Regions from separate parts of the Homo sapiens genome. Here region 1 is linked to region 2. Evidence: chromatin contacts called from ENCODE Hi-C or POLR2A ChIA-PET data. All regions are on one chromosome and are shown on one strand. Each heading gives the region's core, a stretch centred on a gene start or an enhancer-like site at or near the end of the contact. The rest is flanking DNA. Distances are from core to core; before and after follow the strand shown. Region 1 overlaps ACTR3 (actin related protein 3). Region 2 has its middle 13 kb from the start of LINC01191.

What was found. Hi-C counts contacts between places; a loop is a spot of excess contacts on that map. ChIA-PET counts read pairs that join two places held with the same protein, here RNA polymerase II (POLR2A). Pooled maps may share reads with other maps.
Region 1: a pooled map shows a loop between it and region 2 (1.9-fold over the local background). The contact joins two enhancer-like sites. A Hi-C loop is called at or near these places in 6 of 168 maps with a recorded cell type or tissue (B cell, CD4-positive, alpha-beta T cell, CD8-positive, alpha-beta T cell and 3 more), 1 of 37 single-sample maps with no recorded cell type and 8 of 50 pooled maps. POLR2A ChIA-PET finds 5 or more read pairs at or near these places in 7 of 52 experiments (B cell, CD4-positive, alpha-beta T cell, activated CD4-positive, alpha-beta T cell and 2 more).

The regions. Positions count from the first base shown.
Region 1 is chr2:113,918,669-113,925,693 of GRCh38, forward strand. The region is part of intron 3 of ACTR3 (actin related protein 3); the gene reads left to right. Among named protein-coding and RNA genes, the nearest start is that of ACTR3-AS1, 31 kb to the left of the region's middle. Within about 2 kb of position 5,088, at least 3 of the 41 ENCODE cell types and tissues checked have a DNase peak (open chromatin) inside an H3K27ac peak, as active enhancers do; they include B cell, where a contact is called at or near this core.
Region 2 is chr2:113,963,266-113,970,330 of GRCh38, forward strand. It overlaps a transcript of LINC01191 not described here. Among named protein-coding and RNA genes, the nearest start is that of LINC01191, 13 kb to the right of the region's middle. RefSeq lists an enhancer at 3,567-3,861. Within about 2 kb of position 2,551, at least 2 of the 41 ENCODE cell types and tissues checked have a DNase peak (open chromatin) inside an H3K27ac peak, as active enhancers do; they include B cell, where a contact is called at or near this core.

The sequences.
Region 1 (7,025 bases), core at 3,838-6,337, 42 kb before region 2:
GTTACCACGCCTGGGCCAGGATTGTTATAAGGCTTAAGGAGATGTGTATAAAGAAATTGTTATACTCTAGTGCTTTGAACATAATGGTTACTCAATATATGTTGGCTTATTTTACTTAGAAAAGATTACTCAGGCCACATAGACAATGAAGAGAAATTATTTGGGTAAGGTAAGCATGATTCTGGGAAAACCAGATAATTGACTATTGCTATAGTCTAAGCAAGAGATATTAGTGACGGCAGTGGGGATAGAAATGGAAATTGTGTAAGTGCAATCACACACACAGACATTTAACTTTTATTGTGGAAAACTTCACATGTCAAAGAACAGAAAATAATATAATGAACCCCCATGTGCCTATCATACAACTTTGGTGGTTATAATCTATGGACAATCTCATTTTGTCTATATAATCTTTCCACCCTCAACCTGCAATTATTTTAAAGTAAATTGTACATACTATTTCACTTAACAAATACTTAACTCTTAAATATGAAGGCTTTTAAAAAAGGTAAATATGACACCTTAATTTAGTATGCAGTTTCTTTATCTGATATCTAGTCATTGCTTAAATTTCTTTGATTATTTACTATATTGGTTATTCTGTTTGAATCAACATTAAAATGTGGTCTACTCATTGGATTTAGTTGATAAATCTCTTAAGTCTCTTTTTATCTATAGGTTATTTTCCCTGTGTGTTATGTTTCTTTTCTTTTTTGTTCTTGCCATTTATTTATGGAAAAAAACTTGAGATGTCTTGTAAAATTTCCTATATTCTAGGGATTCTGATTATTACATACTCATTGGGTCATTTAACATGGTACCCTACTTCCTATATTTACTTTTTTTTGTTGTAAATGGTAGTTAAATGTAAGTCTGATTAGATTTATGGGAGGTTTTTGTTTGTTTGTTTTGACAAGGAAAAAGTGGATAATTAAAGAGTAACAGGGCGTGATGAATGGGATATTGGTGATAAGCTAGATGTATCAATTGAGGGTAATTCCCAGCTCCGAGATAGTCTTATTTATCCCTTATCTGCTGAAATTGAGAATGTTAAAGGAAAAACATCTAAAAATTATTTTATTTTATTTTTAAGACAAGGTCTCAACTTTGTCACCTAGGTTGCAGTGCAGTGGCACAATCACAGCTCACTCACTGCAGCCTCAAACTTCTGGACTCAAGAGATTTTCACACTTCAGTCTCCTGAGTAGCTGGAACCACAGGCGTGTGCCACCATGCTTCGCTAATTTATTTTATTTTTATTTTTATTTTTGAGATGGAATCTTGCTCTGTCTCCCAGGCTGGAGTGCAGTGGCGTGATCTCACCTCACTGCATCCTCCACCTCCTGGGTTCAGGCGATTCTCCTGCTTCAGCCTCCTGAGTAGCTGGGATTACAGGCATGTGCCACCACGCCGGACTAATTTTTGTGTTTTTAGTAGAGATGGGGTTTCACCATTTGGCCAGCCTGGCCTTGAACTCCTGACTTCAGGTGATCTGCCCACCTTGGCCTCCCAAAGTGCTGGGATTACAGGTGTGAGCCACTGCGTCCGGCCTTTTATTTTATTTTTTATAGAGACAGGGTCTCCTTCTGTTGCCCATGCTCGTCTCAAACTCCTGGGCTCAAGTGACCCTCCCATGTTGGCCTCTCTCAAAGTGTGGGATTACAGGCATGAGCCACTGTGCCAGGCTTTTAAAAAAATTTTACTTGACATATAATAATTGTACATATTTATGGAGTATGTAGTGATATTTTGATATGTACAGTGTGTGGTGATCAAGTCAATGTAAGTAGCATATTCACCTCAAACACTTATTTTTTTGTGTTGAGAATATTCAGAATTCTCTGTTCTAACTATCTGAAAATATATAATAAATTAACTGTAGTCATCATATAGTGCTATAGAACACTAGAACTTATTCTTGCTATCCAGCTGTAATTTTGTATCCTTTATTCAAGCTCTCCCTATTCCCTTCTTTCCCCTACCCTTTCCAGCCTCTAGTAACCACTTTTCTACTCTCTACTTACATGAAGTCAATTTTTTTAGCTTTTGCACATGAATGAGAACATGCAATTTTTTATCTTTTAGTCCCTGGCTTATTTCACTTAATGTCCTTTGGGCTCATCTGTGTTGCCAGGAATGACAGGATTTCACTCTTTTTTTATGGTTGAATAGTATTGTGCATATATACTACACATATCCGTATGGACACTTAGGTTAATTTCATATTTTGGCTATTGTGAAGAGTACTGCAATAAACATGAGGGTGCAGGTATCTTTGATATAGTAATTTATTTTCCTTTGGGTATATACCCAATAGTAGGATGGCTGGATCATATGGTAGTTCTATTTGTGGTTTTTTGAGGAGCCTCTGTACTATGCTTTATAGTGGCTTTACCTATTAACATTCCCTCCACAGTATATATGAGTTCCCTTTTCTGCACATCCTTGCCAGCATTTGTGATTTTTTTTGTCTTTTGGGTAATAGCCATTCTAACTATGGTGAGACGGTATTTCTTTCTGGTTTTGATTTGCATTTTCCTGATGATTAGTCATGTTGGACGTTTTTTTCATGTATTTGTTGGCCGTTGATGTGACTTCTTTTGAGAAATGTCTATTTAGATTATTTGCCCTTTTAAAAAAATCAGTGTTTTTTTTTTTTTTTCTTGCTGTTGAATTGAATTCCTTATATATTCTGGATGTTAATCCTCTGTCAGATGTACAGTTTGCGGGCATTTTGACCCATTCCATAACTTGTATTTTCCCTCTGTTGATGGTTTTCCTCACAGAAGCATTTTAATTTAATATAATCCCATTTGTCTATTTTTGCTTTTGTTGCCTGTGCTTCTGAGGTCTTATTTGTAAAATCTTTTCCCGTACCAATGTTGTGAGAGGTTTCCCCTAAGTTTTCTTCTAGTACTTTTATAGTTTTGGGTCTTAGATTTAAATCTTTAATTCATTTTGAGTTGATTTTTGTATAAGGTGAGAGCTAGAGGTCTTGTTTCATAAGGAGAAACACTTTTGACTGGGTAGTGTAGAGAGGAGAAAATAAGTTTAATTTTGAACACATTGTGTTTGAGGTACTTGTGAGACGTCTGAGATTTTGTTAGAGTCAAATATGTGGATTTTGGAGGTAAGAAACAAGGCAGAGCTGGAGACAGAGATTCAGAAAGTGTCAGTTACCTTAGACGGGTTGACATTACCTAGGGGAACATATCACAGGGGAAGAGAACTAAGACAGAGCAGTGTGCCAGTTAGGTTTGAGTAGAGGAGGAAAAGTCTGCGAAAGAGACTGAGAATGCATGGGTAGATATGTAGAGGTAAACACTGTAGAATGGTGCTGAGATGAGCTAGAGCCCATAGATAATTTGCTGTCTTTCGCTACAAGGTGGTGATTTGTAACCTGAATGAGAATAGTTTTAGAAGAGTAGTTGGGCTAGATGAAAGTAGGCTTTTGAGTGATAGGCCAGGAAAAAAGTAACAGTAAGAGTACTGTTCATTGAGTTTCAATTGTGATTGGGAGGGAGAGAGAGATGAAGAGACACATTTCAACGTTAAGATGGAAGACATGTCTGAATGCTAATATGAAAGAACTATTAGAGATTAAAGTAACAGGAAAGATAAGGTATAATCAAGGTCTCTGAAAAAGCTGGAGGGATGAGATCCAGAACACAGATGACTGAATTGACATGCGGAATATCTTACATTATAATGGAAGTAAATGAGAAAAAAGGCTAAGTATGGAATCCATTTTACAGATTTGAATTCCTGACTGTTGGCTTCTGCTGCTTCTGCGAAATATGTGGTGGCATCATCTGCTGGTCATGGATGTGGGGAGAAGGTGAAATCTTAGCGGTAGGGGCGGCATTGACACTCGTCATTGTGAAGAGTAAAGAGGAACAGAGTAGAAGAGTAAAGGCTTGCCAGGCAAGGTTAGGTCCATTTGAGAATAATGACTATGAATTCTTAGTCTTTAGCACCCTAGTGCAAATGCTTCTGCGGTATAATCAGCATTCTGGATATAGGCAAGTTTATGTTAGGGATATATGCTGGGTTGGATTTTGGTAGACAGGATGAAAAAAGAACATGTGAAATAAAGGTGATGGGTCAAAATCTAGACTGTGTATATTGATGGCTAGGGAATAATTAAAGCAACCAGTGGACCAAAAGTCTTAATTGGTGTTCAGAAGAGATCTCTTGAGGTGGTTGAGTATGCTAGAATAATAAGAGGTTGTGATCAGAGAAGGGTATACCTGCATTTCAGCGATTGAGAGGTGATAGTGATGATGATATAAGATCTATACTGTGGCCAAAATGGAAAAGAGATACCACTGAAAGTGATGAAGTCAGTCAGTCGAGAGGCCAGAGTTCCTTTCCACTGATTCTGTCCACTCATTTTAAACGCATTTTTAAGTCTTCTAAGTGCTACTAACAAACCAGAACAAAACTTCTCTCAATCTTTATTCCTACCTTCTGTCCTCAGCAATTTAGCTATTTTTCTCTTTCCTTTTAAAACGACACTTCTTAGTGAGTCTCAAGATATTTGATATGCTCTTTGTTAAATCCAATTATATGTAACAGTTTTCATCCTTCTTGATTTGTCTTTCTTTTGCAGGATTACTCTAATGGTTATCTTCCTAACATGGAATATTTGTTTGTTTGTTTGTTTGTTTGTTTGTTTGTTTTTGAGACGGAGCCTGGCTCTGTCGCCCAGGCTAGAGTGCAGTGGCGCGATCTCAGCTCACTGCAGCCTCGACTTCGGGTTCATGCCATTCTCCTGCCTCAGCCTCCCAAGTAGTTGGGACTACAGGCGCCCACCACCGTGCCCGGCTAATTTTTTATATTTTTAGTAGAGATGGGGTTTCACCGTGTTAGCCAGGATGGTCTCAATCTCCTGACCTCGTGATCTGCCTGCCTCGGCCTCCCAAAGTGCTGGGATTACAGGCATGAGCCACTGTGCCCGGCCTGTTTTGTTTGTTTTTATTTGTTGTTTCTATTGTCACTGATTTCTCCTTTACCCACTACTCAAACGTTGGTTTCTCTAGGCACTGCTTTCAGTTCTCCTTTTTTTTTTTTTTCTCTTCTCATAAAATGGGGTGACTCAATGTTTTATTCTTTCATTAAAGACTTTCTCTAGGTGATCTCCTCCATTCCTTTGTCTGCAACCACAGACCAGATCTCTACTTTCAGTTCCTTGACTACATCTTCACCTACCTATTTCCTGGCTCTTGAGTTTTAGTATATCTAAAACAAAACGTATTATATATACTCCACTCTTGTTTATTCCAAGATCAGACAAAACACAATTTTTATGTTTTGATTAATGGATCTGGTCCATCCTAACTTCAAAGCTGGAAACCTGTTGGCATCTTCTGACTTTTTTCTCTTTTTTTTTTTTTTTTTGAGACAGGTGTCTTGCCCTGTTGCCCATGTTGGAATGCAGTGGTGAGATCTTGGCTCACTGCAAGACCCTCCACAATCACTTTGACCCTCTGGGCTCAAGTGATTCTTCCACCTCAGCCTCCTGAGTAGCGGGGACTACAGGTGTGTGCCACCACACCTGGCTAATTAAAAATTTTTTTTTTTTTTGTAGAGACAGGGTCTCACTACGTTGCCTAGGCTGGTCTCAAACTCCTGGGCTCAAGCCATCCTCTCACCTTGGCCTCCCAAAGTGCTGGGATTATAGGTATGAGCCACCATGCCCAGCCCTTTCTTATTCTTATTGACTGAGAAATCTTCAATGTGGCCCCTTGTCGTCCATACCACTATTGGTACTCTTGTTCTCACTTGGTTCTGTTAAGCTTCATTTGAGCTTTCCCAATGCTGCTATAATAGTCTTCCTAAAAATTAAAGCTGTTCTTATTCCCCTGCTTAAAAATTTCTCTGCTGTTTTATTTCTTATAGAATAAAACCTAAATAAAAGGAAAATTTTTGAGAATCTAGTCCCTTTGATCTAGAACTGGTATATCTCTCTACGCACCTTCAAATCTTTTGGCACATAAATTTCTCATTGATAACTTCAGTTTTGTTTTTGTATACCATGCAGTGTTTGTCTTTCTATACATCTTTTTCTGTTCTCCACAAGTTCCTCCATACCTCTCATTCCCCTGCCAAAAAAAAAGCCAGAAAGCAGAACTGAGTTAAGACCCGGCTTAGATATGACCTCCTCAGCGAAACCTTTTCTCTCACAAAACAAGGTGGTCATCTTATTCAAGGAACTATTTATTTATTTATTTATTTATTTATTTGACAGAGTGTTACTCTGTTGCCCAGGCTGGAGTGGAGTGATGTGATCTTGGCCTACTGCAACCTCTGACTCCTGGGTTCAAGAGATTCTCCTGCCTCAGCCTCCCCAGTAGCTGGGATTATAGGTGCCTGCCACCATGCCTGACTGATTTTTGTATTTTCAGTGGAGATGGGGCTTCACCATATTGGCCAGGCTGGTCTTGAACTCCTGACCTCAAATGATCCACCCACCTCAACCTCCCAAAGTGCTGGGATTACAGGCGTGAGCCATCGTGCCACCTTTTTTTTTTTTTTTTTTGGAGACAGAGTCTTACTCTATCGCCCAGGCTGGAGTGCAATGGAGTGATCTTGGCTCACTGCAACCTCCGCCTCCTGGGTTCAAGTGATTCTCTTGTCTCAGCCTCCCGAGTAGCTGGGATTATAGGCATGCACCACCACGCCTGGCTAATTTTTGTATTTTTAGTGGAGACGGGGTTTCACCATGTTGGCCAGGCTGGTCTCAAACTCCTGACCTCAGGTGATCTGCCTGCCTTGGCCTCCCAAAGTGCTGGGATTACAGGCATGAGCCACCACGCCCAGTCGGAACTTTATTTTTTTTAAAAACCTGTAGTGTAATATTTGTTCGTATATATTTCTTTTGCTAGACTGAGTTTTTTGTATGCTGGATGTCTGTGTCCTTAGCATTTGTGCCAGTGGCTTACAGTAGGTACACAGTAATAATTGATGAATAAATAATACTTAAAACATTTGAATTTGTAAACTTCTAATAATGTTAAAAA
Region 2 (7,065 bases), core at 1,301-3,800:
ACTAAGGAAGGAGCCTAAAACTCAGCAGTCTTTTTGAGATTGGATTGGACTTTATGAATAGGCAATGAGCTCTTAAAAACGACATTCCATATACAGAAAAACTATGGGGATTTCAGACTGCCTAATTTAGCTTCTCCACGGGGCATACTTGAGGTCGTTCACATTTTGGCTATGTATCTCCACATTGGTGCTAAGTTTGTGTACCTCGTTTCTGATTTCACTAATGCTGAAAGTTCAACTTGCCAGTGACCTAAGTGGATCTTTTATGAATTAGAAAGTACCTCACTTGGCTTTTGAAGACTGGTAAAACATTTTTAGGCTACAAATAAAAGGGAAGTTTGTAATGATGTTATAAAATACAATGCTTGGCATGTGGCAGATGCTTAAACATTTGTTGAATAAAGTTATCTTCCTTTTAAGATGGTCCATTGAAAAAATGGAGCAGCCGTTATATGTCTATATATGTTTTAATGACCTCAAGCTCAGAGATCTGCTAGTGATCTCACCTTTAGATAACATCTGAGTTGAATGTCTGTGGAGTCCCCTGCCACTGGTATATCTCAAAAGAAATAGCATTATTTGGTCTGGGCAGTACTGTCTTTGTCTATTTATCTATCTTCACCTCTATAAAGTGGGAGGTTGCAACTCTGTGGGCAGTATTCCTCAGGGCACTAGAACAATGAATGAAATGGTGTTACGTATTTTCCCCTCAAGGAGAAATGACTTCTTAAACCCCAAGTGGAAGATTTTTCATTCCGTCATTAGTATTCTAGTATTCTTTTTGAAATTGAAGTAGCAACATGCCTTTGACCTGTTTCACAAAGTTGACAAACGACTTTTTGAGACATTTAGCCAAGAGATGGAAGGAGTGGCAGATGTGGCTTCTGAGCTTACTCCTTCCGTCCACCCACTAGATGTCTCTCTTTTCTGCCCTTATCTGTAAGTGAATATATTTAAATAAGGCTTGCTATTAAAATCAAATTGAATCTGGACTATGGAAATAATGCATTTCATTTTCTTATTTAAAGCATGCCATTTTCAGTAATATACCCATGACTTGAGTAAAACCAAAGATGTTCTTTAGGGTATGACAGTAATTTGCAGTGGGATTTATTTATCAGCAGTATTGATTTGGAACATTCTATATGCTAAGCACTCTTCAAGATGCTGGGGGTAGTGGTGAATGAAATACGTGATTTTTGCATTCTGGAACTTTAAAAGTATATTCAAGCTACAGCAAAGTAACGTTAAAATTTCAAAATCAGAAATAAGATTGTTTACATTCTTGCATTAATGAAATCCAGGAGAGGTAAAGGATTGAGTAACATTCTAAGATTTATTTTTTTTTGCCCTTGAAATTCTCTTTTTACAGTACTTGCTAGTGTTCTCTACATTTTTTTAAGGTTAGACTTTGTACAGTTTCTCCAGTTGAAAAGATGCGAAGTTAATTGCATAATTACTGAAACGTAAGACATGTTCATCCCTTAATATTACATTACACATACATGATAACTGGCTTTAATTCATCGTGCAGATTTGAGGCACTCATAAACTGGCCCTACATTTGTCCATTGAAAATATATGTACTATAAATGAAGGTTTCTTCCCTGGAAGAGAAAGTTCAGAAACTGTTTCCATATTTGCAACATGTGATCTAGAACTACATAAGTGGTACGTTTTTCATGTTTCAATCTGAATCCTAAGTGATGGCATGGATTGGTTTAACCAGTTGCTCTGTATTATTTTAGCATAGAACTGACCATTGGCATCCCGCTCCCAAGATAATTTTCCTAAGGTGAGCTTTACCATGGAAGAAGATTGTGATTTTGATTTTATATCCCAAAATATATTTACTCAAAGTATGCTTTCCTCTGTATCCTAATAATTTAAGTTGGCTATTTTCCACAGAAAATTTCAATAACTTAAAAATGCTCAAAGTTATAAAATTACCTTAAGAACGAACTCAAAATGTATGGTGTTCTGAGGTCCAGGCGTTATGTGCTCGGGGTCCCTTACATCCTTGGCTAGATCATTACCCTTTCCAAAGTAGCTGGCCTCCTTGGGCTTATTATAAACTTACAAATGAGCAACTATAGAAGGAAGTAAAGTTCCTTAAGAAAGTGGATGCGGGCCATTTTAGCTTAAGTAGTAAGCAAACGAGCTGAAGCTACACTTATCAAGAAAGCAAACAGCTTTCTTCCATGTGCTGCCAAATTCTTTTAGAGTATCCTTATAAAACCTGCAAAATGGACTCAAAATTTATAGCTTAAAGCTAACACTTATAAAGAAGATCCGCATCCCAGGTTGTGAGTTTTGGGGATAGCACTTCAGAATGAGATAAAAGCTGCTTGAGGTTAGATACATATGAAGGCTTGTAAATATTTTGAAAAATGGAATTAATATGTGTTCTGGCAGCACAAAAGTCTTTTAGGTAGCCTTGAGTTATTTTAGAGTGAGGGAGCTTTCCCTTCACATCTCATTGTGCCAAGTAGGACTCCTGCTCTAAGATGTCTTACACACCTGGCTCTAAGCAGCAGCTGTAGTAATGCATATGTGATGTCGCTGCTGACCTCAAGAGGGGGCTCCACACATTGAGTAAAAACAAAGCAATCTTACATGGAGAGGCCTTCCTGACACTTGTCATCACTGCTGCCTTTGAATGTGTACCTTAGTGTCATCTCTGAGATAAGGGCCAGTTCTAATACATGTGGCTGATCAACAGGACATGGTTGAATACTTGGTAAGGACTTCTCTTTAGGAATGGTTTTCATGTATTAATCTAGTTTTAATTAATCTAAACATTGATGAACTTGATTATATTTTGGTGCAGAGCTGAACTGCTTTATCAGATGGGAAGTTTTGTCTCATGTTCACTAAATCCAAGTAAGTTTACCCTAGAATTATTAAAAACAGAGAGAAGTTCTAGTTTCATGTCTTTCACGCTTCTGAACAACAACTTTTTGTGCTATCTGTTCTCTGATTTACACCCACCAGACTAATTTACAAACAACTCCTTGCAGTGTATTAACGTTTCATGATGAGATGAAGTGGAAAGTGTTCTATGACACAAAAGCCCTTTACTCAAGGGGTACCGCAGGGTTGAGAAAAGCTTTCCACTCCAAATGGTGTCATTATGTTCTCTATAATGGGTGCGATTGTTTAATAATGACATATTTGAGCTGAGATGATTGAACATACATTATTTGAGTAATAAAAACTCAATAGGCTATGCCTTTTTAAGCAGTTAATGTATGCCTAGGGTAAGATAAGACAGAAAAGCCTCGTTGTCATCCTCCATAAAAAGAGCAAAATCTTAAAGGTGCAGGTTTGAAAGTATATTTCTGTAAACGGGATTTACACAGAAGGCTATCCTGTGTGCATAGCTGTTTCCTTTGAAAAGTTCCCTTTGTAGGAGCAACTTTGTTGAATAGATTCCTATTGAAATCCTATTAAAATAATGGTTTTTTTCCAGCTGAGGAGGATTGGCTTGCCTTCAGTTTTGCAAGTGGGAAGCTCTTCTAATTTTAGGAGAGCTCCCTAACCTGCCACTTGACCTAACCTCTTTAGGTTGATGAACTTGAAATACTGCTGCTTCTTGGTAATCAGGTTCAGTCCAAAATTTTTTTCTAAGTATGTACCATATAAGAGACACTGTGCCAGACCTTGGCGGGAATACAGTGTACTTTGTATTTACAGTCTCGCATGGAGACAGCCCTGAATATTACTAACCAAAATGCAGGACAGTGTGTGTTTAGTGTTGTAACGGAAGTGAGTAAGTAAAAATTAACTCAGACTGAGGAAGTATAAATCTGTCTTGTCCTTCATCACACACAGATAAAGCCAGGAGACAATATTTCTCCCAAGGACCTGCTACAGCTATAACCTGTCATAACTCCCTTCGAGTGACTATTTCCCTTCTTACTCGCTGAGAAACTTTCTTCTCTAAAATCACAGACTATCAGAAAATCTACGGTTGAAAGTTCTATCAGTAAGAATGAAACATCCCACTTTTACATAATTCACTTTGACAGAGAGAAGCAGCCTTGATTCCCAAAGGAAATGCAGAACTTCAGATAAGGACTTCTTGGACACACATTCCACATCTATCTTAACTATAGTTTCCATGGATACAGGATCCTAGGCCCACTTGCACACCTGATCCCTTTAGACACAGCCCTGCTTTGTTCTGAGCCTATGGAAATGCTGATTCATTTGAATTTTACCCTACCCTTAAATCTTAATTTCTGTGGTTCCTCTGTGTATAGTTTCCTTCATGATAATGGGTCATCTTTGTCAGACTATAGGTTTGTTAACAGTATTTGATACTGCAGACATGAGACCACGAAAACTGTATTGATTTTTTTATTTCAGTAATTCTCAATTTAGCATTATATATGTGTGTGTATTTACATAATATGTAACATATATCCCTTTATCCTGTTTTTTCCACTTTTAATGGTTTTGCCTTTTTTTTTCCTTTTTTTTTTCTTTTTTTCTTTTTTTTGAGACAGAGTCTTGCTCTATCACCCAGGCTTGAGTGCAGTGGCTTGATCTCACCCCATTGCAACCTCTGCCTCCTGGGTTCAAGTGATTCTTGTGCCTCAGTCTCCTGAGTAGCTGGAATTACAGGCATGCACCACCACACCCAGCTAATTTTTGTACTTTAGAGACGGGGTTTCAACATATTGGCCAGGCTTGTCTCGAACTCCTGACCTTAAGGGATCTGCCCAACTCTGCCTCCCAAAGTGCAGGGATTACAAGCGTGAGCCACCGTGCCCAGCCAGTTCCACCTGATTTTTAAAATTGCGTTGGCCAGCATTGGACACACAGTAAATGTTTAATAAATACTTTCCACGTTGAATCAAAGAAGTTTCCTATCTTAGCTATTTCCTTGAAACTTTCCTGAAGTTTGAAACCTAACAGATCATCAGTGACGTCCTCATCACAGTTTCACCTCTGCCTAATAAAGCACAAATTACTCTTAAGCAGTGAGGCGCTGTGCAGTTGAAGCCTTTTATAACTCCATTTGTCTGCAGTCACCTAAATGTCAGTGGACAGATGTGTTTGTCATAGTGTGTGATAAGTGCAAATAACCCTTGTTAGTAGTGTCATTAGAGGTGAAATAGATGCATAGGAACTAAGAGGTCATAAGCTGTCAGGTTTTACTCTAAGGAAATATAGAATGTCATTTGCACCTGAAAATGTGCAGAAGTAAATGGACAATTCTTCACCCCAATCTGTTTTTCAAAGCTTTGCATGTTTACATTTGTTCATCCACTACCTTAGTCACAGCATAGTGAAATAAACCATAAATTAAAAATAGCTCAGCGTACCACTGAAGAATCAATAGATCTGAATATAGTAGCGTAGAAAAAGCTTCGGTTTACTGGATGTACCTTCAAGGTGGACCATACCCTTTAGGTAGAGGATTAGTGGAGAACAGAAATCTCTGCCTCTCTATGGCTAGAAGTGGATCTATGTCATTGACCTACCTACAGTGGCACTTTTCCTTACTTGAAAGTTGGGTATACAGTGACCTCACCTACTCATAGAACCTGCAAAAGTGGGAATTAATAGAAAAAGGCTTTTGAGTAGCCAAAAAGGATTTGATAAAGTTAATATTCTAAGTTAGCCTGTTCTCTTACCACATAGTATGTCTCCTCAGTTCTTGTTTGCTTGATGCAAAGTTCTGAAGCTTAGTGACAAGGGACTTACCTTTGTCCCTGTTCCTACATCCTTCTAGGCTCTAACTGGTTTGATGAAGCGTGAGTAGCTCAGAGATATACATGCCAAGAACGGCCTGGAACAGTTTTATTGCCCCTCCCCTGCCCAACTCATTGAAGGAAACAGGAGGGAGTGAACCCGTCTCTTCTGCTGAATCCATTGCAGTCCACTTTTTTGTGTTCTAATGAGTATATTAAAATTGCAGTCTGAAGTCATTTCAGAGCTCCTATCCTTTACTACAAGCTGACTTAGGTGGGACTGCTCCAGCAACTTGGGGCTAAGAGGCACAGGGTCTGACTTCTCTCCCTGCTTCCCTACTCCTGCTCCATTAAGGGTGAGAGGTTGGGGAGTTTGCTGTCCTCTCTGTGATGACTTGTTGCTGCCAATCTGATTCCTAATGCTGTAGATTTATTAAGGCTAGATGGTGGAAGATTGGGCCCTGATGACAACGGAGCCATCCTGGGTTCCTCTGACCGTGATGAACCTCCTGGGAGAGGCAGCCACAGCTGAAGCACACACAGCTCCCTTCTGCTGTGGCAGCCCCACGAGCCTGCAAACCCCCATCTCATCACAGCCTCGGTTCTCAGCTCTGAGGCTGGCCAGACCTCCAACTGGTGGGTAAAACGCAGACATTTCCAAACACCAGGAAATATTTTCTTGGGTGGGTGGGAGTTGGGGGACAAACTGAATTTCTCCCTTGGACCATGAGAAGGAGAGAGAACCATTCTTGAGAAGAAAATTATTGTGAGGTGGTAACGCTCTCTCCCTCTGCAGCTGTCTTTATTGCCCCAGTTGGGAAACACTGTTTTATACATCACTATCTTATGTGTCTGCTGATGGAGTTTGCTGATGCTAAACAATGTCTCCAGGTCTCCAGGATGGTTTTCTTCCTGTCTGGGTCTCTTTCTACACCTCCTGCCAAGTCCTGCCTGCCCCAGTCCTTCTCTGGGGAATGGGTCTAGTTTTCAGGACCAGATGCATTGCCAGAGATTGTCAGACTGTGTCGAGCTCCTTTTCTCACATTTGATGGAAACAGTCTACACACATCAGCAAGCCCTGAATGCACTGTGTTAAATTAAAAATAACTATAAGCTTCCCAGTCATGGTCTTAAGTCTGGTTTTGATCATTTTTCCATGAAAGATTATTTAATTAAGTTAAATTCTTTAAGATAAATTGGGTTTAGAAATGATTAATAAGAGAAAGTACTTAAAGGAGTACATCCGGAAAACAAAGCTGCCAAGTAGGTAAATATAAAATTACTATCAAGCACCTACTATGTGCCAGGCAATGTTTTAGATATTTTGCATTTGATCCTGCAACCATTTCATGAATTAGCGTTG